2 separate regions of the Mus musculus genome follow, and region 2 is linked to region 1. A link is a loop called in an ENCODE intact Hi-C map of the cell type or tissue named here. Cell type or tissue: heart. All regions are shown on one strand. Each heading gives the region's core, and the rest is flanking DNA. Links, peaks and the distances in the headings are about the cores only. Region 1 overlaps Trp53i11 (transformation related protein 53 inducible protein 11). Region 2 overlaps Prdm11 (PR domain containing 11).

Region 1 (9,934 bases), core at 2,473-6,472:
CTCGAGGACTCTGACAGGAAAGGGAGGCAGGACATGGTCTTGCAGGCACCTGTTTCATCTCTACAGTTGGGAGCATGAGGGTGGATGGTTAGCCACTCCTCCCACTTCCACAGTCACCGTGGAGATGTGGAGGCCCTTAGCGCACAGCGTGCAGGAAACCAAGCAGGCCTGAGTGGAAGGGGCCTTTTCCACTCTCCTCATCTGAGTGAGGAAAAGAAAGGTCGCTGGGAGGGAGAACAGACCCTGCCCAGGGCAAGGCTCATGGCTGGAGGGTGCTCGCCTACATTCACTGGCACTTCTGCATCCCTGCCCCCCACCCCCTCGTGCTCCTGTTCACAGAGGGAAACTGAGGCTGGGTGTGCCCTAGTGGCTCACATAAAGCCTGCAGCCCCTAAGAGTTAAGTGGGTAGAGCCAAGATTCAAAGCCAGCATGTTGCCAGCCTTCCCAGGAATGGAATGGGGGAAGTGCCTAAAACCCTTGGCAAATAGCTTTGGCAGGGAAGAGTCGGGGTGGAGAGGCCGAAAGGCCGTGTTTCTCTCTCTGAGTGTGTGTTAGTGTTAGTGGGTGAGTCACGGAGCAGAGGAAAACTGTCCCTAGCTGAGATGCTTCCAGCTCAACACAGAGGGCCATGCATGATTTAGCTAGCCTTGCACCTGGTACTGAGGTCTGGGGCTTGATCCCATGTGGTGGGTAAAGGGCTAATGAGATCATTCTCTTGGTCCTCTCTGTCAAAGCCACCGTGGTCCAGTGTAGGGGAAGTGCTGGGGAGGTGGCGGCATCCTGTCTAATAACTGCTGTCTTCACTGGACACTGTCCAAGACGGGATGCTGACCACTGAGTTGAGGGAGATGACATGCTTTGTGGCGTTCTGGGAGTTAGTCCCTCCTTTCCCCGTATGAGAGAGGAAACTGAGGCACAGAGGTAAGCAGATGGCATACAGGCCCACTTAAACCACTGGAGGTCCCAGATGTGAGTCCAGGCAGCGGAGTGTGCAGCCCTCCAGCTGTGGCACAGCAGTTGTTTTCTGAATTCATCTCTGTTCAGGGTCCTGATTCTTCTTAGACCAGCTCGGGGCGGGTGTGTGGTGTGTGTGTGTGTGTGTGTGTGTGTGTGTGTGTGTGTGTGTGTGTGTGTTCCGACTCCTGGTGATACCAGCAGAGCTCTGGTGTCTCGCTGTCCATGCCTGACACACAGAGGAACTCAGTGGATGGGCTGTGTTCTGTGCAGTGGCCTCTCTTCATACTCTGAGCCATATTTACCTCAAGGTTGGAGCTAAAGTCCTATTTCACAGACAAGGAGACTGAGGCTCGGATTAGTGAGGTGACTTACCCAAGTGGCACAGCAGGATTGAATCCAGTGACTTGTCACATCTGGCTTCATGAGAAAGTTTAAGAATCTAGGGTCCCCAAAGAGTAGGGCTAAAATAGAAACAGCCCACAGCTAGCGTTGTCATGCGTATCATGGATGGCGTGTGTGGTGCCCTGGCTGTTTGCTTTGTCCACACCCCATTTACCTCAGAGGCCTGCAAATGTGCGGTCCCCACCAAAAGCACACAAAGCACAGGCAGAAACAACTGAATGTCCCTGTTCGCTATGAGTGTCCCACAGAACAATGATGCACAGTAGAAAGGAATGGACGCCTGGGGCACCGGGCGAGCTGGGAAAGGCATCCCGTTGAGTGGGAGACGCTGCGCGGGCAAACGTTCATATGCTTTATGATTCTGTTTATGCTACACGTGAGAACAATCCAGACGGACCTGGAGTGACAGAGCTCAGACCCGTAACTGCTCGAAGTGGGAGAACTGGGTACACCCGGGGCTAGCACACGGCAGTCTTGACAGGTGAACTCACTGTGTCCTCACCTGGAAGTGGACATGTCATGAATGATCTCCACAGTCATTTCAGTGTGGATTAAGATGGGGGAGGTGTGTCAGAGGGGACATGCGAAGTATGTGCTGATGTCTCTGTCCTTCAAGGAGGGTTGGCTGGGCCGGGCTCTGCACCCTTGTGTGGTGTCCAGTCTGTCTGGAGTCAGGAGAAAGTGGTGGCCTGGGTTGGGGATTTGGGCCCCACTTGAAATGGTGTGACTGAAAGGACATCCCTGCGTCCCCTTAGAGGTGCTGAGTGCCTCTTTATGGGGCTTAGGCAGTTGTCGCATCCTGTCTCCCGCCATCAGGTACAGGAAGGAAAACAGCCACTCATTTCACACATGAAGAGTAAGACTGTGTGTCAGAACCTGGGGCCCAGGTCTCACTCGCCCTTCAGCCCCAGTGGTGACTGGGTTTGTGGTGTTGTCATTTGGAACAAAACCTCAGGACCTCTTCTATGTACCTCCCCTCCCCCTGGCATCCACACCGGCTGTGCCCCTCTGCTGGTGTGTTTGTTGGGATGCTCTATTTCATTCTAAGACTCTGGGCGTTTGAGAAGGAACCTGGGCTATCTGGGGACATTTCCTGGGGCTGCAAGACATCAGGGACATGGCGCTGGGCAGCAGGTGGAAGGAGGAACTTCTAAGCTGTGCCTTGGAATGAGTTTGCTGGAGTGAACGCGAGATGCTGGGGTACCAGGACCCTGGGCACTGGCCGGGTGAGCAGGTTGGTGGGGATGCAGGGCTGGGATGCTGTTCTTGTGTTCAGTGGGACTATGTACATCCTGGTGGAGCTCTGTGGAATGGTCTACATTTGCTCCCATCCTTCAGGGCATCCTTGAGATGCAGAGACTGGAGCTGCCTGGGGTCAGCCAGAGCCTCACTTGGTTCCCCTCCGCGCCCTGTGTTCTTTCCTAGGTTGTGAGGACTGAGCACAAGAGAGGGCCCCTCATCTCAGACTCCAGTGTGCATCTCAGCATCTAGCTCATTGCCCATCTCAGTACGTGCCCTGTGGTATGGGGTGGCATGACTCGGGGCTGTGGAAGATGGTGGGCAGATGGAGGCTGGGGTAGAGGCTGTGGATGCTAATGGCCAGGAGTGGTTCACGTCCAGGCAGTGTGGCCACTACTATGGAAAGCCTCATTTTCTGGGCTTAATGTCACCTTCCCTCATGACTAACACTCTCCTCCTCTAGGTTCTGGGCAGTGATGGCTGTTTAGGAGGTAGAAGGACCAGCAGGCAGTGGGAATTGTCTGGGCAGGTGGCTTAGGACTTAGGAGGCTCACTCTGAGTCTCTGAAGTCTCCTTTGTCTCGATAACCCAGAAATCTTGTCAATGAGATCCATCCTGGTCCAAATGCCTTTTCTAAAACCCATATTGCCACTCCAGGGCTGACTGTAAGGCCTTGTCTGACCCAGTCACCTGGGCTGTGTCATGTCCATGGGGGCCAGCCTGGAAGCATCCTCCTCAACCCATTTTACAGGAGAGGAAACTGAGGCAGCCGCAGCACCATCTTCTCTTAGGCCCCGGGTGGGGCCTGGCCACATTCTTCTCACCCTACACTGGGACCTGGGGTCTGGAAGTCCAGCAGGAACGATGGCTGAGGCCAGTGTCTCCCCATGTCCCTCAGCAGAAGAAAAAATGGCAGGCAAACAGCCCCCTCCGCTCATGAAGAAGCACAGCCAGACGGATCTTGTGAGCCGCTTGAAGACCAGAAAGATCCTGGGTGTGGGCGGGGAGGATGATGACGGCGAAGTGCACCGGTCCAAGGTGAGCCATGCTAGGAAGAGGAGTCATGAGCCTGCAACTTCCAGGGCCCTCTGCTCGTGTCAGGGGAATGCTATGCCCAGTGGCAGAAGTTTGGGGACAAGAACCCAGTGCTTCTTAGGGTACTGGCATAGACTGTCCTATAGACATGAGTGCATCCTGCTAGCTCTGCTGGTTATCCATGTGGTTATTGACCCATTGTACAGGTGAGGAAGCTAAGACTCACATAGAGGGGCTAAGTAACTTCCTTAAGGTTATATCAGTGACCCACAGAACCAGGCTTCCAGCCCCTGCTGGGCAGACCCTGAGTTTCTTTCCTTACCACCTCTTTTCAGTTCTCTTGTCTGGGTACCAAGGGAGGCAGGAGAGGTTGAGCTTGCATTGGGGAAAACATTTATGTTAATCAGGGATGTTCTGATGGCCCCCAGGTGTCCACAGGAGCTGGGAGGAAGGTGGGTGGGTGAGATGCTGAAACTGAAGACTTCTTCCCTGATGCCTCTGACTTGTGTGTCCACAGATCAGCCAGGTTTTGGGCAACGAGATAAAGTTTGCTGTGCGGGAGCCTCTGGGGCTCAGGTGAGCAGTAGGTCTCGTTTGGATGGTTTTGTGTCCCGGGTATGTGTAAGGTCCTACGTGACTGGGCCTTGCTCTGAATTACATCCACACTGTTCATTGCCTCCTCAAATAGCCCTGGCTGTTTGGGTTGCACAGGGTTCCCCCCCACCCCCCGTTTGGGTTGGCAGTGGGGGTCAGGGTGAGTGTGGCTGTAACTGTCTTCTCGGAACCTCCCCAGGGTCTGGCAGTTTCTTTCTGCTATGCTGTTCTCCAGTGTGGCCATCATGGTGAGTACTGTGTGTCCCCGCCCAGGCTGCAAGTAGGTCCTGAGACTTAGATGGGGGTGGGGGTGTGTGTGTGGCTCTTTCCCTTACCCCAGCTGCTGCTGTCTTCACTCTGAGGCCCATACTTCAGGGTCTAGGCCAACTCCCGGGACATCCTGTCCATTACTGGTGTGCCGTGCCCCCAAAGTAACCAGCACACATGCTCTGGGCTCTGGGCTCTGGGCATCCCAGCATTGGATGCTGCCCCAAGGAGGTCCCTAGCATTTGTCTCACCTCATAGCTGACCCTGTGCTCCTCCTGCTGCCCACAGGCCCTTGCCCTCCCTGATCAGCTCTACGATGCAGTTTTTGATGGGGCTGAAGTCACAAGCAAGACCCCCATCCGCCTCTACGGTGGTGCCCTCCTTAGTGAGTATTGCTGGGTCTCCAGCAGCCTGGTAGCCCTCTTCATCTGTGTCTGTGCTGCCACCTTGTGGCCATTGCTAGAATGCATGTAGTTGGTTCACTGCCCTGGCAATGGCAGAGGTAGCTTGGGCCTGGAGGCCCTTGCCCCATTGTGTAGATAAAGATACCAAGTCCTGGGGAGATGAGCACCTGGCTTGGGTTGGATAGGGCTTTAGAAGCAATGTGAGCTGTCTCTGGGGGGAAAGCTATAGCTGAAGAGCTGAGGACCGGAAGAGGGGCCGTCTGGTCTGAGAAGTGGGTGTTGTGGAATAAGTGGGTTCGGACTCCTGGGCTAGGGATCAGGCTGCCCCGGTGCTTGATTCCAACAGGCATCTCCTTGATCATGTGGAACGCACTCTACACAGCCGAGAAGGTCATCATCCGCTGGACTCTGCTCACTGAGGCCTGCTACTTCGGGGTGCAGTCCCTGGGTGAGTGGTGTAGGGTGGTGGGAAGGCTATCAGGGTGCAGGAAGAGAAGGGCAGAGCACTGGGTGCTCCTACAACATAGACCAGTGTCCTGAATCCACAGCCCAGCCGTTCCCTCCAAGCCTGACACTCAGGATGCACTTCTAGGCACCTGCCACTTGGGGGCAGCAGACTGGCCTAGGCTGGTGTTAGGCTTCTGGAGGTCGTCAGCCTGCAGTCCCACTCACCACAGGGATGGTCGAGGGTATTCAGCCTAGCCTAGCGTCATGATGGGAGAGGCTCAAGCACGTGTCTGCTCCTGACCTTTGCCTCCCCCGACTTCCTTCACAGTGGTCACTGCCACGCTTGCTGAGACGGGCCTCATGTCCCTGGGGACCGTGCTGCTCCTGGCCAGCCGCCTCCTCTTTGTTATTGTCAGCATCTACTACTATTACCAAGTCGGCCGGAAACCCAAAAAAGTGTAGCAGGCTGGGACCTGCCTGGGCCTGGACCTGGGCCCGAGCAGCTGGGGACTTCACTGTCCATGGGTCCTAGACAGGCCTGCAGGCAGGCAGGGTGCACACGCCTTCCTTCCCTCCCAGGCACTCCACGGAGTCATCTTGGGTCTCCTGGGATTCTAGGAGTGACAGACCAGGCTGTGGCCTCTGCACCCCACCCCTCACCCTTGTGCAGGGACAACTCCTTGCCCTGTGTTTCTTGGCCTCTAGACTCTAACAGGCAGAGTCTAGAGTAAGTTTTAGGGTCTGGGCTGAGTCAAGGTGAGTTCCTCTGCCAGGAAGCCCTTTCTAGGAGGTTGTGTCGGCCCCAGCAGGGGCTCTCAGCTTCTCCCCATCCAGAAACCCGATGTGTGAGTCCCTCATCACACACGCACACACACACACACACACACACACACACACACACACACACACACACACACGGTGTTTCTAGAGATCCAGTTGAGGACATCTAGCAAGGGGAGTGACTGCCTCCCTTGGGCCAAGTTCCCCAGCCTCAGCCTGCACATCTCTCTCTTTGGCCTGCTGGAGGGTACTCTGATTCTCTGGCTGGCCGCCTGCGTCCCAGAGCACCAGAGTCCCTTCCCGACAGGCTAGGGTTAGGCAATGTACCACAGGCCTGATAGTCCCTGGCTCCTAGCTGCCCATAGGCTCCTAGTGCATGAGGAATTCTGAGGAGAGGACAAGTGGGGACATTTCCTCGGCATGGCCTCCAAGGCCTGCATGGCTACACACCTGGCTCAGTGCCTCCTCCAGATCCCCTCCTGAGGCTGCCCCAAGGCCTACGGGTTAAAGCCAATAGCTGCTCACATGCAACAACGGAAGGAGATTCAAGAGTCTGCCATCCCTTAGCAGCCCCTAAGTGGGCCTCTAGAGCTGAAGACACACCCCTGGTGCCACCAGCCTGTGTGGCCCCTCCCCTTGGCCCTAGCTCCCAGCACCTCCCTACCCTTCAGCAGCAAGCACACTAAGAGATTTGGCCCGAGGCTTCTCCCTTCTGCAAGGGGGTGGTCCCCTATACCCGAGGAATCTTTCTCTAGGGCACCTGGGCTCACAGCCTCCCTGGGCTCGGTTGTTCCTGCTGCCAAGTGCTCTGTGACCATGGCCTTTGCCTAGTGGAGGGAACTCAGTGGAGGATGTGCCCAGCAGTGGCCGGGGCTGCTTCTGTAACCAAGGTCTGGCAGAGTAGCGATTCCCTGCGTGTTCAGGAAGGGCCCATTGTGTATACCTGCCTCTTGTCACTGGCTTGGTGCCAGTCCCTCAGTCCCACCTCTTTACTCGGACCATGGACCCTGCCACTGCCAGCTCTTAGTACAGTCCCAACTACCGTAGACCAGGTGACATTTGTTGACACCATTCTCAGAGGTGTTGAAGATTTATCATCTTGAATCCTCCACAAATACAGATACAGTCCCAAGGGAGGTAGTCGTAGAAATGGAAGACGCCAGCCCTGCGCAGCCTGCAGGGACATCCGCCAGGCTTCCCCTCAGCAGCAGGAGCCCAGGTCACCCTGGTTAAACTGCAGTGATACATTTAGGTGGGTGGGGTCAAGGCATATGTGGCCTCCGGGAGACACCTGCTTGGAAGGAGGCAGTGATGGAGATAGAGCCCCACTCTGAGTCTGGGCTCAGAGTGCCCTGACTGCTCTCCCCCACCCCATCCCCAGCTCCTCTTGTCATGCTTCTGCCTGGCCCCCAAGACTGCCTCTGTCATGGTCACTATTTATTCTTGGTCCCTTTTTCTTTTTGTAAGAAACAGTCACAAGAAAACAACAACAACAACAAAAAACAACCAATGAGAAACAATCTGCGTGGTGTCCTGTTTTATATTACAAAATTTCTCTTAATATAGAATATAAAAAGGGGAGACTTGGGAGATACAATGATAAATTAGCTCTGTTTCCTACTGCAAGGGACATTTACAAATTCCAAAATAGACTTTAGCATATGACGTGTGTGTGTGTGTGTGTGTGTGTGTGTGTGTGTGTGTGTGTGTGTGTGTATCAGAGTTCCTGGGGATGAAGGTGCTGGGTTCAGAACCCAGGTAGGCCAGGGGCTTGGGACAGGATAATGGGGAGCATGAGCCACAGGTCCAGTCTTAGCTCCTCGCCTGTCAGATACAGCTGTCCCTTAGGCCACTGCTCTGGGACAGGAAGTGGCTGTTCTGCTCACTACTGGCTGAGGCATCTTGGGGTGAAGGAAGAGCTCCCCTCCATTCCTCTGGGAGTACACAGAGCAGCTCACCAAGCCCCACCAGGATGACCTCAGACAGCCTTGCAATGGCTACCAGCAAGCTCAGAGGGTGAAGACTGTGTCTGTCTGGCCCCATGAGGATGCTGAGAAGCTGGGTTGAATCAGGGCTACTTGGGAGCGCTTCAGCGTAAGTGTGGAAAGTTCTGGTGAGGGACTCTGATCTGCCCTGGAATTGCCTAGGCTCCATATCTGGCTTCTCAGTCCCTCCCTGTCCCAGCCCTGCCCATCTCTGGAAGCCTGGGCTAGTTCTGGGTGGCAGCCGCTGTGGTTGGGCTAAGTCCTCAACCTAGCCATGAACTTCCAATCAATAGCCAAGCCATTTGCCTTCCTAGACAGTTGGAGTCCAGTACGTGCTGGGTTCTGAGTCAGCCTGGGTCCTCTTAGTCTGGGGGTGCAAGCCAGCAGAGGGGCCCCCTGATCTGGTGACTCAGCCTCTAGGGAGCTTACTATGGGGATGCCAATTAAGCTGTCATAAAGACAACTTCCGTATAGCATTCAGAGACACCCACTCCCCGGAAGGCCAGGCTGGGTGAGGACCACATAAAGAGGAGAGAAAATGGGAGAAGTAGCCCCCCTTGCACCCAGACAGCAGAATAGAACAGGCTATGGCTATGACTCCCAGGTGGCAGAAGGGCAAAGGAAGGCTGGAGTTCAGGTCAGGCTCTTCCATCTGAGAGAGGAGAGCAGACACCTAGCTGTTCCTTCCACCACTGTTCCCCTTTTGTGCCCTTGGCAGACATAATTAATCAAATTTGAGATCCTGACAGACAACACTAATGGATTCAACACGGTCCTGGCAGGGTCAGGCATCTTGCAACTAGTTGCTAACCTAGCCTGCAGTTCAAGTTTGTGTGTGTGTGTGTGTGTGTGTGGGGGGGTGTTGGTTGGTTGGTTGGTTGTGAACCTATTAGTCTGGGGTGTTTGTTTGTGTGTGTGTGTGTGTGTGTGTGTGTGTGTGTCTGTTGGTTGGTTGGTTGGTTGTGAACCTATTAGTCTGGGGTGTTTGTGTGTGTGTGTGTGTGTGTGTGTGTGTGTGTGTGTGTGTCTGTTGGTTGGTTGGTTGGTTGTGAACCTATTAGTCTGGGTAATCTGAGCCTAGAGAGACTAACAAAATAAATGTTCAGCAAAAGGTCAGAAGGTGTCACGGTAGGAGATGCTGTGGGGTTAAGTCTGCAGACAAGAGGCATGACCTTAACCTCTAGAAAGGAGAGAGAGTGAAGGGGTACACAGACGGAAAAATGGAAACCCCTTCTGTCTGCGGAGGTGATGGTGACATCAGAGCATCTGAAGGCAGGAGGCTGAGTTGGGAGGTAGTGAGATCCATCCGTATGTGGAGGGATGCAGGGGTGAATTCTTGGCAGGGACCTTGAAGAACACATTCAAGCCTCAGCTCTGGGTAGAAAGAGAGAAATGAACAATACTGGGGTGTCTTCCACCTGGGAGAACAGGGGTGGGGCATGGCCCACGGGGACAGGTGATGTATCACAGTTGGATCTCTGACAGAGGTACAAGCAGGGCAGAGTGGACACAGTACGGACTGTAGAGCTGGATGCAGGCAGTTCCTGGCCAGTTTACATCGGGGTGGAGTCCTGGCTGGAGCGACAGCAGCCTGGAGATGACCTTGTCATGCACATGCTGTGTGACTGGACGGAAATGAAAGGGCCACCTTCTGATCCAGTGTCCACACACAGCCACCCTCAGCCAGCGGGAGCAGGGACCGCTTCGCTCTCCAGCAGATGGTGCTGCAGAGTCTGTCCTTGTGTTGTGAAAAGCCGGCTCCTTGGGGCCTGAGGACCGGGCTCCTCCTCCAGGATGTGTTTCTACCTCCTGGTTGCTCTGAT
Region 2 (9,934 bases), core at 2,242-6,241, 210 kb before region 1:
AACCAGTCTCACAGGTCTTGGGTATTAGAGGAGACCCAGGCCAGCTGCATCTCTGTATCTCCTGCCAACTGCAATCTTAATTTCCATGGTTATGCATTTTGGTCAGGAACTTAAGAGAATGATCTGGATTCCAAAGCCAAAGGTAGCTAAGAACTATTCAGAAAGTACATCATAGGCTACCATTTGAGGATTCCTCTCACGGAAGCTCTCTCCATGACAGGAGGTTAGCCAGGCTGACGGGTCAGAACACAGCTCTGTGGTGAGGCACACTCCAGTGAATCCAAGAGGAAGAACTCTGGTTCTTCTGAGGAGTCTTGGTAGGCAGGGCCTTGCCTTTCACAGGCAGCTACTGAGGTCAGTGGAGATGTAGCCACTACTGAGGAGTATCCCAGGATAACCCCTAATGGACAGCCAGGAGCCTCTCAAGTCTCCAGCCAGAAACTATTTCCTTCCCTGGAAACTGTAATACTTTGGGGGAGCATAAGGTTAAATTTACTTTTGATGTGCAGGAAAAATTAAAAGTTGACATCCATGGATGTTCAGCTGCCTTTGGCCTACAAGTCACTGCCTTTCGTTTGGAGGGCCAAGCATGGGGTTGAGCACGCCCCTAGGGAGTTTATGGAATCCAGAATATGCAAGGTCCACAGGGACCTCTTCCCCATACACTTTCCATTAGGCATCTAATCCCTGATTTGGAGGCTCATGGGGGTTCCCTGGGATAGGAAGAAAGAGAATACACACCAAAAAAAGATCCTGGAGCCTGGCTGTGTTCAAAGTGTGACATCTGATTCATTTTATTGCCATCTTAACAAAAAATATTTGAGAAGGCCAACTTGGGTTCCAGCATGGACAGGCGGGGCAATTCCAGGCACCAGGCTATTACTAGACAAGACAATATGCAGTCTGATGGATGGGGCAGGAACCACCAAAGAACCACAGATTGAGGCAATGGAGCCCAGGGCTCAGGGGCACAGCAGGTGCCATCCGTCCATCATCTCATGTAGGACGAAGCATGGTGTGTGTTTATAAACAGCGCTAGCAACAGCCTCAGTGAGCACTGGGTCCAGTAGGCTTCCAGGTCCACTCTGTTTCTTAGGGAGAAAGGGTAGGGTGTGAAAGGTCTGCTGGGGTCAGCCTCAGGCCAGGGATCGAGGTCAAAGCTGCACCTAGGTCAGAGTGAAGCCTTTGGCTTCTTTTCTCCTCCCTCACTCAAAGATCCCAGCTCTCTGACTGGGCCCCCTAAACAAAACTCAAAGCTACAAGTCTGTATGGCTAGGTGAGTATACAGCCCAAGCAAGCAGAGGCAAGGCATGCTGGGAGCTGGACAGGACACAGTCTCATTGGTTTCTGGCCTTATTAGGAGCCAGTGAGCGGACAGTCTGCCTGCTGGCTCCTGAGGCCAGGGCCCAGAACCTCCCCTTCATTGGCTGTGAGACTCAAGGCCATCACAGGCTGGCATACTCATCTCCACGCTGGTTTTGTTCCCTCTTCTAACTGTAGAAGCTGAGGCAGAGCTTAGGTGAGGAGCAGGATCCTCATCTATTATTAGTACTCCAGATCTGGCCTCTTGAAGAAAGCAGGCCAGGTCCCCACTATCATGGCTGTGTCATTTCTGAACCCTGAGATGTATGACAATGACTGGAATGACCAGTAATCAGTGATTGTAAAGACTGACTTGGCTTCCTGAGATGGCCTGCCATGTGCAGGCTCGGGGGGGGGGGGGAAAAGTTTATAGTATGCTAAGAATGCAAAATCATCTCTTTCCCCTCACCAGCACATCCCATTCTTCTCCCCCCACCAACCCCTCCCAAAGGCAAGCACAGCAGCCGAGCAACGCAGGGCAAGCACAGGGCCATGGCCGGGCCCCACCCACCCAGCTGAGCCAGCCCCGCCCACCCACAGCCCCGCACCACCTGAGAAAGGGCAGAATCAGGACCTGGGAGGTCAGCTCTGCAGCAGCCCTGAGTTGAAAGCAAGATTCTGTTGGATGCTGCCCCCTGCCCCAGCAAGGCCTGCTCCATAGGATACAGGATACAGGCCACGAGGAGAGCAGCCTTCTAGGCCAAGCAAGCATTCAAGCAGGCAGCTTTTCTTGTGTCTTGAGTATCTTCCTGAGATAAGGGGGTGGTGCGCCTGTACACCCGCTCGGTGAAAGCACAGGAGACTGGACTGCACCAGGTGAAGAGACGACTGTGCCCCACGGTCATCAGTCTTGTTTCTGGACACAAGAGACTCCCCCAACTCAAGGCCAGACACCACCGGCATTGCTTCTCCTTAGGCAAACTGGCCAGGTTAGAAATTGTGCTTTCTCTTCCGAGACCTGGTAGTCCGTATTGGGGCTGGTTCTGGGGGTGCTGGTGTAGGGCCCAGCAGGGGTGCCTGAGACTGGAAAGTGTGGTCCATGGGGGCTGCCCCTTCTGGCCCACGCTGAGATGCCTGAACTGCATCTCGGATCTCCATAAGCGTCTCACACATCTGACCAACACGGCTGTTCAGCTCAGCCATGGCCTGGCTGATGACATGCATGCTGCCGGCCATGTCTCGGTGCACAGTCATCAGCTCCTGGCAGAACTTCTGGAACATTTCAGTCTGATGGGCATGGGCATGCAGGAGATGCCAGTCCAGGCCCAGGGTAGGCGAGCTGGGATGTGGTTCTGGGGTCCTGCGGGCCTGGAGTGAGGGATGGGGCAGGACCTCTGGCTTAGGGTCCAACATCTTGGATGGGTCTGAGGAAGATGAATAGAGCAGCGTGGGCCTGGCCAGGGGGGCCTCTTCCTCTGGAGGACGCAGCAGGGGCATCCGGAGAGGCTGCTGTGAGGGCCCGGGAGCTTCCTCGTCTTCATCATCTTGGATCAGACAAGGAGAGAAGGACAGGTGATTACAAAAGGGTGGAGGGGGCAGCCCAGGTCACAGGTCACAGCTTTGAAAAGTCCCTGCTGGCCACCCGTCAGCCTACACTGGCACCACACACAGAGAAATGCCAGCTTCTAAGTCCCTGGGACGTGTAGGTCCAGCATCGGTAGAAGGGTGAGCGGGAGCTGGTTCCCTTCTTCCCACAGAGGCAGCTACATTCCAGGAAAGGATTGTCCAGCAAAGGAGACCCCAGCTCCAGTGGCAGCCATGCCAGCCTAAGGGCTCATGACCACGATTGTGCCATTACATTTCACTACCTTCAGAGAAACAATAATGACTGCTCTGCTGAACCCCCGGGGCCCCGGCTGGGCTCTTAGTGGGGCTCCCAGACCCTACGGTGTATTGCAGAGCTGAGAGAGCTACCCATCCCTGTGAGAGGTTCTAAGCTGCTCTCTTGTGAGCACTGGTCTCCACAAGGGAGGGACTTTTCAAAGTTGCTTGGGGCCACCTTGTGGCCTTGCTGGAATCCTAACAAACCACCACAGGGAGATGCCAAATGGCTGGAGATGAGAGGGAAGGGCTGATGCAGGACTCAGGATTATGTGGGGCGAGCCACCAGCCTTGTTGTCCCCCTGATGTGGGCTGTGAGGTCAGGCACATCATGGCCCACCCGTGAGTGCTTGATCTGACCACACTGATCTGTGGGTCTCCTGATGCTGGCGCAGTGGAGCCTACTGCTTCCTGAGCATACTCCATAAGTGGCAGCCAACCTCTTGGGATGCCAGAAAGGGTAGAAAGGAGCACTCAGAACGGCCATTACCCTTTCCCCAAGCCCTGAGGCCACTACGGTCCCAGCCAGGCTAAGCTTGTGATTAGTTAGTAGATTTGGGAGCCCCTGCAGTCCATGTTACCTCTGCTAATCTCATCATCTTCGATCTCTAGGAGACGGAGGGGTGAACAGGGCAGGATTCAGGAAATAGGCTTTTCCAGATGCTGCCCGCCCCGAGGTTTTAGCAAACCCTGGCAGGTCCAGGCCCAAGTCTGGTTCTGATGTCTCAGGGCCACCTCCACTTTCTGGAAGACTGTTTGCCTCATCTGGTTAACAAGGAAGTCACCCTCATCATGACCACTCTTTTCTACTCCCGAGGCTGACTTTGTGAGTGGCCACCTGTCAGAGACCTCAGCCAAACAGGAAATAAGCAGATCCCCGCGGCAAAGGGCCAGGGAGGAAGTCGGACTTGGTGAACCACTCTCCCGCTGGCTGAATGCTCGGCCCCACAGCCTCCTTGGATCCTCCTGCCCTGCTCACAGGACTCCACTGAGGACAGCAGATGAGGAAGGGTATGGGTGTGTGAAGAAGTGGGAGGGAGGGGATAGTTCTTCAGGGATGGACTCCGATGGCTCCCCCTCCTGGTGAACACAGCTAGAACAGCTAGAACCGCTAAAAGTCCCAGGAAGCAAGAAAGCAGGGGGATGGGGGGATGGGGAGGATGGGGGTGGGGTGGAGGAGACCAGCCAGTCCCAGGTGAGCACCAAGAAGCAGGAGCCAAAGAGAAGTGGATCAAGCTCAGAAGACGGGAGAGAAGTGGACAAAGCAGACAGAGTCACGGAGAAAGGTCTCTCCCCGGCCCAGCCCAGCCCTGCCACTCGGCTGCTGTGGTGGTGCCCCTCCCCCTGCCGGCTGGCTAGGATGGGGCTTCCCTGGCTTCTGCAGTTCCTGGAACGTGCCAAGCGCCTTCCTGATGTGGGCCTTGTACATGCTGTTCCCAGCCTGCTCGCCTTCCCCTCCCCTCCTCTGCGCCTCGCACCAGGCCTGGTTAACTCTTCCTCGCCCTTCAAACATCTTCCTCAGCCAGCCTCAGGCCTTCTCTACAGCTGCAGCCCTCCATTCATGTGTGTCCCAGACCCAGCCCAGACTGCAGAGCAGCAGGCCCAGGGTGGGAGGCCTGGAGATCACACAAGCTCAAAGCTGGAAATCTGGGATGTCCTGGACTGGGTGAGCCCTTATCCTTCCTCTAAGGTGAACAATAATCTAATCCAAGAAGGCACGTCTAACCTTTTGACACTGTAACACAAGGTCAACCACAGTTTCTGCTCCAGGTACCAAACAAACCAACAAAACACTTGTACTGTTTTAAACAAGGTTATGGTTTGGGTTCGGCCACCTTCATAGCTATGTGCACGTAACCCTTAGGCCACAGGATGGATCCACCTGGGGCTTATTTAGTCCGACAAGTGTCTGTGTAGGTTTTAGATGCAGCCCTGTCCTTCCTGCTCCCAAGCGGGCTTCTGGCACACAGTGGATGAGCAAGAAGTGGAGGCAAGACAGAAGCGAGATGGGGCCATGGAGAGAGTCAGGGAGACAGGCAGGGCTGAGAGCTAGCATGGGAATAAGTGCACACGAGGAAGCAAGCCCCACACTCGGCATCGATACTCACAGCTGGTAGACGGGCTGTCGGTTCCGTCCAGCTCTGCCCTGGGGAAGCCATGCCCGGCCCTGGTGGTGAGCAGTGCTGCCTCGATGGCTCTCTCGTGGGCAGCGAGCATGATGGGGTAGGTGTGGCCCCCGATCCCTGGGCCCGACAGTGACTGCCGCATGAAAGCCAGCTTGTCCTTGGTCCTGCGCTTCATGTCATCCCACCTGTGCTTAATGTCCTTGATGGAGCGGGGAACCTGGCTGACGGAGGTGATTTTCCGAGCTATGCCTTCCCAAATCTTGTCCCTGTCGGCATGGGACAGCCGCATGGTCTCTCTCCCAAAGAGAACGGCTTCGTGACGGGTCACCTCTGTGACCAGAATGTCCAGCTCCTCCTTGGAGAATTTTGGCTTCCTCTTACGCTCGGCCAGGGGCAGCACGTTCCTTGGGTTGAATATCCCACAAAGCATAATTGGGTAAATGACCGTTAATGAGGATGGTCCTCCTTCCTAATCACTGGCCCCATCTGGGAAGCCAGGGGACATCTGGGGCCACCAAGGCCCCACCACACCCTCCTCCTACAGCGATGCCTCCTCAGAGGGAAGGCAGGAAGGAGGTAGTAGGAGCCCAGTGACTGCAGGGTAGGCTGCCCTACCTCTCATCAGCCTTGAGCACCAGGAAGTTCAAGTTCACTCAGCTTTTGCTGCCTCGTTCTCCCCGTCCAGACCAGTTTCTGAGGGTTCCATCTACGTACACGAGCTTTAACCACTTAAGGGACTGGAGAAGCAGCTCAGGGGTTAAGGACATTTACTACAACTCTCTGCTGAGTATTAGAATTTGGATCTCAGAAATCACATCAGGTAATTCACAAATGCCCTTCATTCAAACTCCAATGGATCTGTTGCCCCTCTCTAGCCTCTTTGGGCATCTTCTCACACACACACACACACACACACACACACACACACACACACACACATACACACACACATCAAGTGAGTTTAAAACACAGCCTACAGTGGCCTGCAGTGGCTGTGGCACTGGTTGCTGGTGTCCATCATGTTGCAACCACAGAAAGCTTATTCTGTCACCTGTGACTTGTCTCCCATCTTCCAGTGTCTCTCATGTCCCTACTTCTGAACATATATGTTCAGAGAAGAACAATCTCTTCTCCCTCAGGGGCACCACCACAGGCTCCTTCCTCATGGCGTGGCTGCTGTGGTATTCTAGTTAAGATGCGAGGCACCCGTGAGCATCCACCAAGAGACATGCTACCCTAGCAAAGGCACCAGGATAACTGATTCTGCTGAGGTTCTTCAACCTGACCTTGCTCTGGCTTTAGAATTCAAAGAGCATTCCGGTTCTACCTGCCTTTTGCTATAGTTTTGAAACAAGAGTTCCACCCAGGAGGAAGCAGGGTGTTGAGGCTAACTCGGATCCCAACCCACACCTCTGGATGCTTCCAGAATCACAGAAGCCCCAGCAGCTCTCGGTTCCTCCACCCTTACTTCTGAGTCCTTTCAGCCAAGCGCGTGTAATCAGTCAAAGGAAAGCTCGCGGCTTCGATACCCAGCTCAGGACAAAGGCCTTGAGCTCAGACAGACTTGAGACTATCCCTGGGGACCACAGGGCCTCTATAAGACTAGAGTGAAGCCTATAGGGCCCTAATTACGCCGCCATGGGAAATCAGAGTCTGGGTCAGGAGAGGAGATTACTGTACAGTGTAGAATGTTCAATAATACACTTACCTTTTACTCCTGCAAAACCAGGAGTACCCACGCATGAAGCTGTGCTTACCTAGAACGTCTGAAAGCACTGCCCATGCGTCCCAAATGCCCCAGGCTGAGACTTACTGCATGCAGAGCACCTAACACAGAGCTTGCACAGGTTAACACTCAAGACATGAGTACCTTTGTACCTACTCTTTACTGGGTCCACCAGTAATTTCATAAGGATGTCGATCTACAACATCACCCCCAAAGCCCTGGGGTGACAACACAACTAAGAGTCTGTAAATTAGCAAGAGCTCCCAAAAGCAAAGCCACACACAAACACAATCACCAGCTCCTGGAACCTTCTTAACTCAGGACACGTCAGCCAAGACCACCCAGAGTCATCTGGGGTCAGGACAGGCTAGGGGTAGCAGGACAGAGTCATATTAACAAAGGTGGAGGAAGCAGCAGTCTCCCACCCACGGAACCCACCCACAGTCATAAGGAGCCATGCTCTGCTTGGTCCCTTGTATATTATCAGAAAGAACTGTGGCTTGCAGGTCTAGCTAGAGACACAGGACCCCAGGCCTCATTTTGCCACAGGTGACATGAATGTGAACAAGACTTTGCCCTGCTCTGGGTCTCAGTTTGTCACTGGGGCATGACCACCAGCACAACGGCTGTCAGCCTGAGCGGCCACATTGGAATCACCATCAAGAACTTGCAGAATCGTGATGCTCCGGACCCATCCCCAGCCAAGTTACACCAGCAGCCCTGCTGTGCTAAACAGTGGCCAAGATGGTTGAGATGAGGCACTATTTTCTAGGGGGCAGCGGGAAAACCCTTTGCCCAACCAAACAAAAGCTCAGAAATGGGAGGACACATGGGACAGGCCAGCTCTCTAAGCCATAGCTTCTGGAGCTCTGCAAGTAACAGTGTCACAGGATACATCAGGTTCACTCTTTCAGCAAGCCTGGACCTGACTGTGGTGACGCATGCGAAGGCCTAGCCCAGGGCTGTGCTGTCCGTCAGCAGTCTTTCTGCAAGGTTCATGCCCACTTGCTCCAGCTGTCCTCAACAAAGTCCTGGACCCTCAGAAGGCACATATCAAAGGCTCCTCCCTATTCCATCTGGACCCCCACACAGCACATGTCTGAGCCTCTCTGGCATTTATGCAATAGCAGGCATGCCTGTAGAGGTGCAGAGAGCAGAGGAGGGCAGGGCTGACCTGGCCTACTCTCATATGTTCCAATGTGACTGAGTTGACGAGATGCCCAGCATAAGGGATGAGACACTGCCAAGCTGACCTGGACCTCAGGGCAGAGAGAGAAGACGGCAGCTAGGAGCGTCAAGTACAACTTCTGGTGCCACTTTTAGGATAGCAGACCATCTTGTAGAGGAGGAGGCCACATGTGGGCGCTGATTCTGCACCTGCCTGCCGCAGTGGAAACAGCTGCACTCTCAATAAGAGGATGAGCCCAACTGTCCTGCAAACCAGCCGCAGCCCTGAGGTCATACAGGTGTCAGTGAAGCCACGGAGAAGGACACAGGGGACCTCCTCATGACTTTCCACTTCCAACCAGGTCCTCTTCATGTGCTCAGACATCCTGAGGCATCTCTTGCTGCCCCCATCTCTCACCTACCCATTGGTTCCCAAAGGTCACCCATCTGCTATCTGAGATGAACAGAACTATACATGATAGGGCCTCGATTCATGATGTAGCTGGGTCTCTGGTCCTCAAAGGTCTTCCTTTCTTCTAAACAAATCTAAATGCTCCATCGTTGCCCATGGATCCAGGCCACCAAGTGGTACTGGAGTTAAACTGACTTTTTTCCTAATACACACCCACTGGTAGGACCCACACATACCACACAGGCCAGCTCTGAGCATGGATGCCAACTCATTGTGGCCACCTGGGAAGTGACCCTTGTTCAATTCTCTGCTCTCTCTGGCTAGACTTTAAGGATGCTTCTGACACACAGTCCTAGGCCACAGCCTTGGCCAGGGTAGACCCATGCTGGTCAGCAGTCAAGTTTAATGTGAGCCCCATAGGGAAGGGAGCTGGAGATGTTAGAAACCTTCATTCCCATAAAACCATAGGATGACTTCTGGGTCTTCCCTGGAATGATGTCATCCAGACAACAAGAATCTGCCCTAGGATAAATGTTAGTGGTCCAACCTAGGTTGGGGACATTTTCCTCTTTGCAGGATTCTACTGGGAGTCATGGCATGCAGCCCGATCCCTGCAGCCTGCTGGTCTGGCCACAGGCTCTTTAGAGCCTCTGATGGAAGCCTGGGGAACAGAACACTTCTTTCAAACCCTGTCAGCTGCAGTTCTGGAGCAGCCTGGAGAGCTCTGAGATCCTGGAGGCCCAAGATACTTCCTGGGCCCAGCCCAGAGGCTGGTGAGGCTCACTGGAGCTGGCAGGGATGGGACTCACCTCATCCAGTTGGCCTTGGTCTCATCCGACCCATCTATGGACTTGTAGCGGTTGTTCTTGTCCACAATCTGGAAAACAGAGAGACTGTCTGAAGTGGGCCATTAGAGAAGGGGCTCGCACGTGCCTGGGCTCCCTACCTGAGGCCCAGGAGCCAGCTCCATCCTCCCATCTCACCTCTTCCCTCTGCCCTCCTACATGGCCCCCACCACAACCTCAGCCGCTGTCTAAGTTTCGCTGTCTCCTCTCCACCCATTCCCATTGTCTTAGAGACCCTGGAGACGACCTGAGAAGGGACGCCACTCTCATCCGTGCTGACTGAATCAGGATCCTGGGTAACCTGGCCCAGGGTTGCCACTCCATACAGGTGCCAGGCTGTTGTGACAAAAGCTGAAGGCAGCCTCTTTCTCTGCTGCGTGTGTAGGAGGTGAAGATCGTCACTGGGGCCCAGGCACGAGTGACCTGAAAGGGTTCATCCTCTGCTGAAATCTCAAATGCTCAAGACCCTTGGGGT

What was found. Hi-C counts contacts between places; a loop is a spot of excess contacts. Peaks named below come from ENCODE experiments on the same cell type or tissue, not always from the same donor. Only the 100,000 strongest peaks of a DNase experiment are listed, where the experiment ranks them.
Region 2: it touches region 1 in a loop (2.3-fold over the local background); 3 of 42 quality-filtered maps call a loop at or near these places.

The regions. Positions count from the first base shown.
Region 1 is chr2:93,194,112-93,204,045 of GRCm38, forward strand. It overlaps Trp53i11 (transformation related protein 53 inducible protein 11), which reads left to right. Exons shown (of 8, transcript NM_001025246.2): 2 at 2,786-2,867; 3 at 3,501-3,637; 4 at 4,152-4,210; 5 at 4,428-4,476; 6 at 4,784-4,880; 7 at 5,246-5,347; 8 at 5,675-7,646. The coding sequence starts at 3,509. The coding sequence ends at 5,808. It overlaps Tspan18 (tetraspanin 18), which reads right to left. Exons shown (of 10, transcript NM_183180.2): 10 at 7,649-9,934. Among named protein-coding and RNA genes, the nearest start is that of Trp53i11, 12 kb to the left of the region's middle. In heart, for the core only: CTCF peaks have their summits at 4,942 (motif pointing left) and 5,514 (motif pointing right); DNase peaks (open chromatin) are centred at 4,950 and 5,740; H3K27ac peaks cover 195 bases.
Region 2 is chr2:92,983,941-92,993,874 of GRCm38, forward strand. Prdm11 (PR domain containing 11) reads right to left here. Exons shown (of 8, transcript NM_001368848.1): 5 at 9,424-9,491. Among named protein-coding and RNA genes, the nearest start is that of 4631405J19Rik, 40 kb to the right of the region's middle. In heart, for the core only: CTCF peaks have their summits at 3,379 (motif pointing left), 4,255 (motif pointing left) and 4,455; DNase peaks (open chromatin) are centred at 3,461, 4,051 and 4,591; H3K4me3 peaks cover 756 bases; H3K27ac peaks cover 3,069 bases.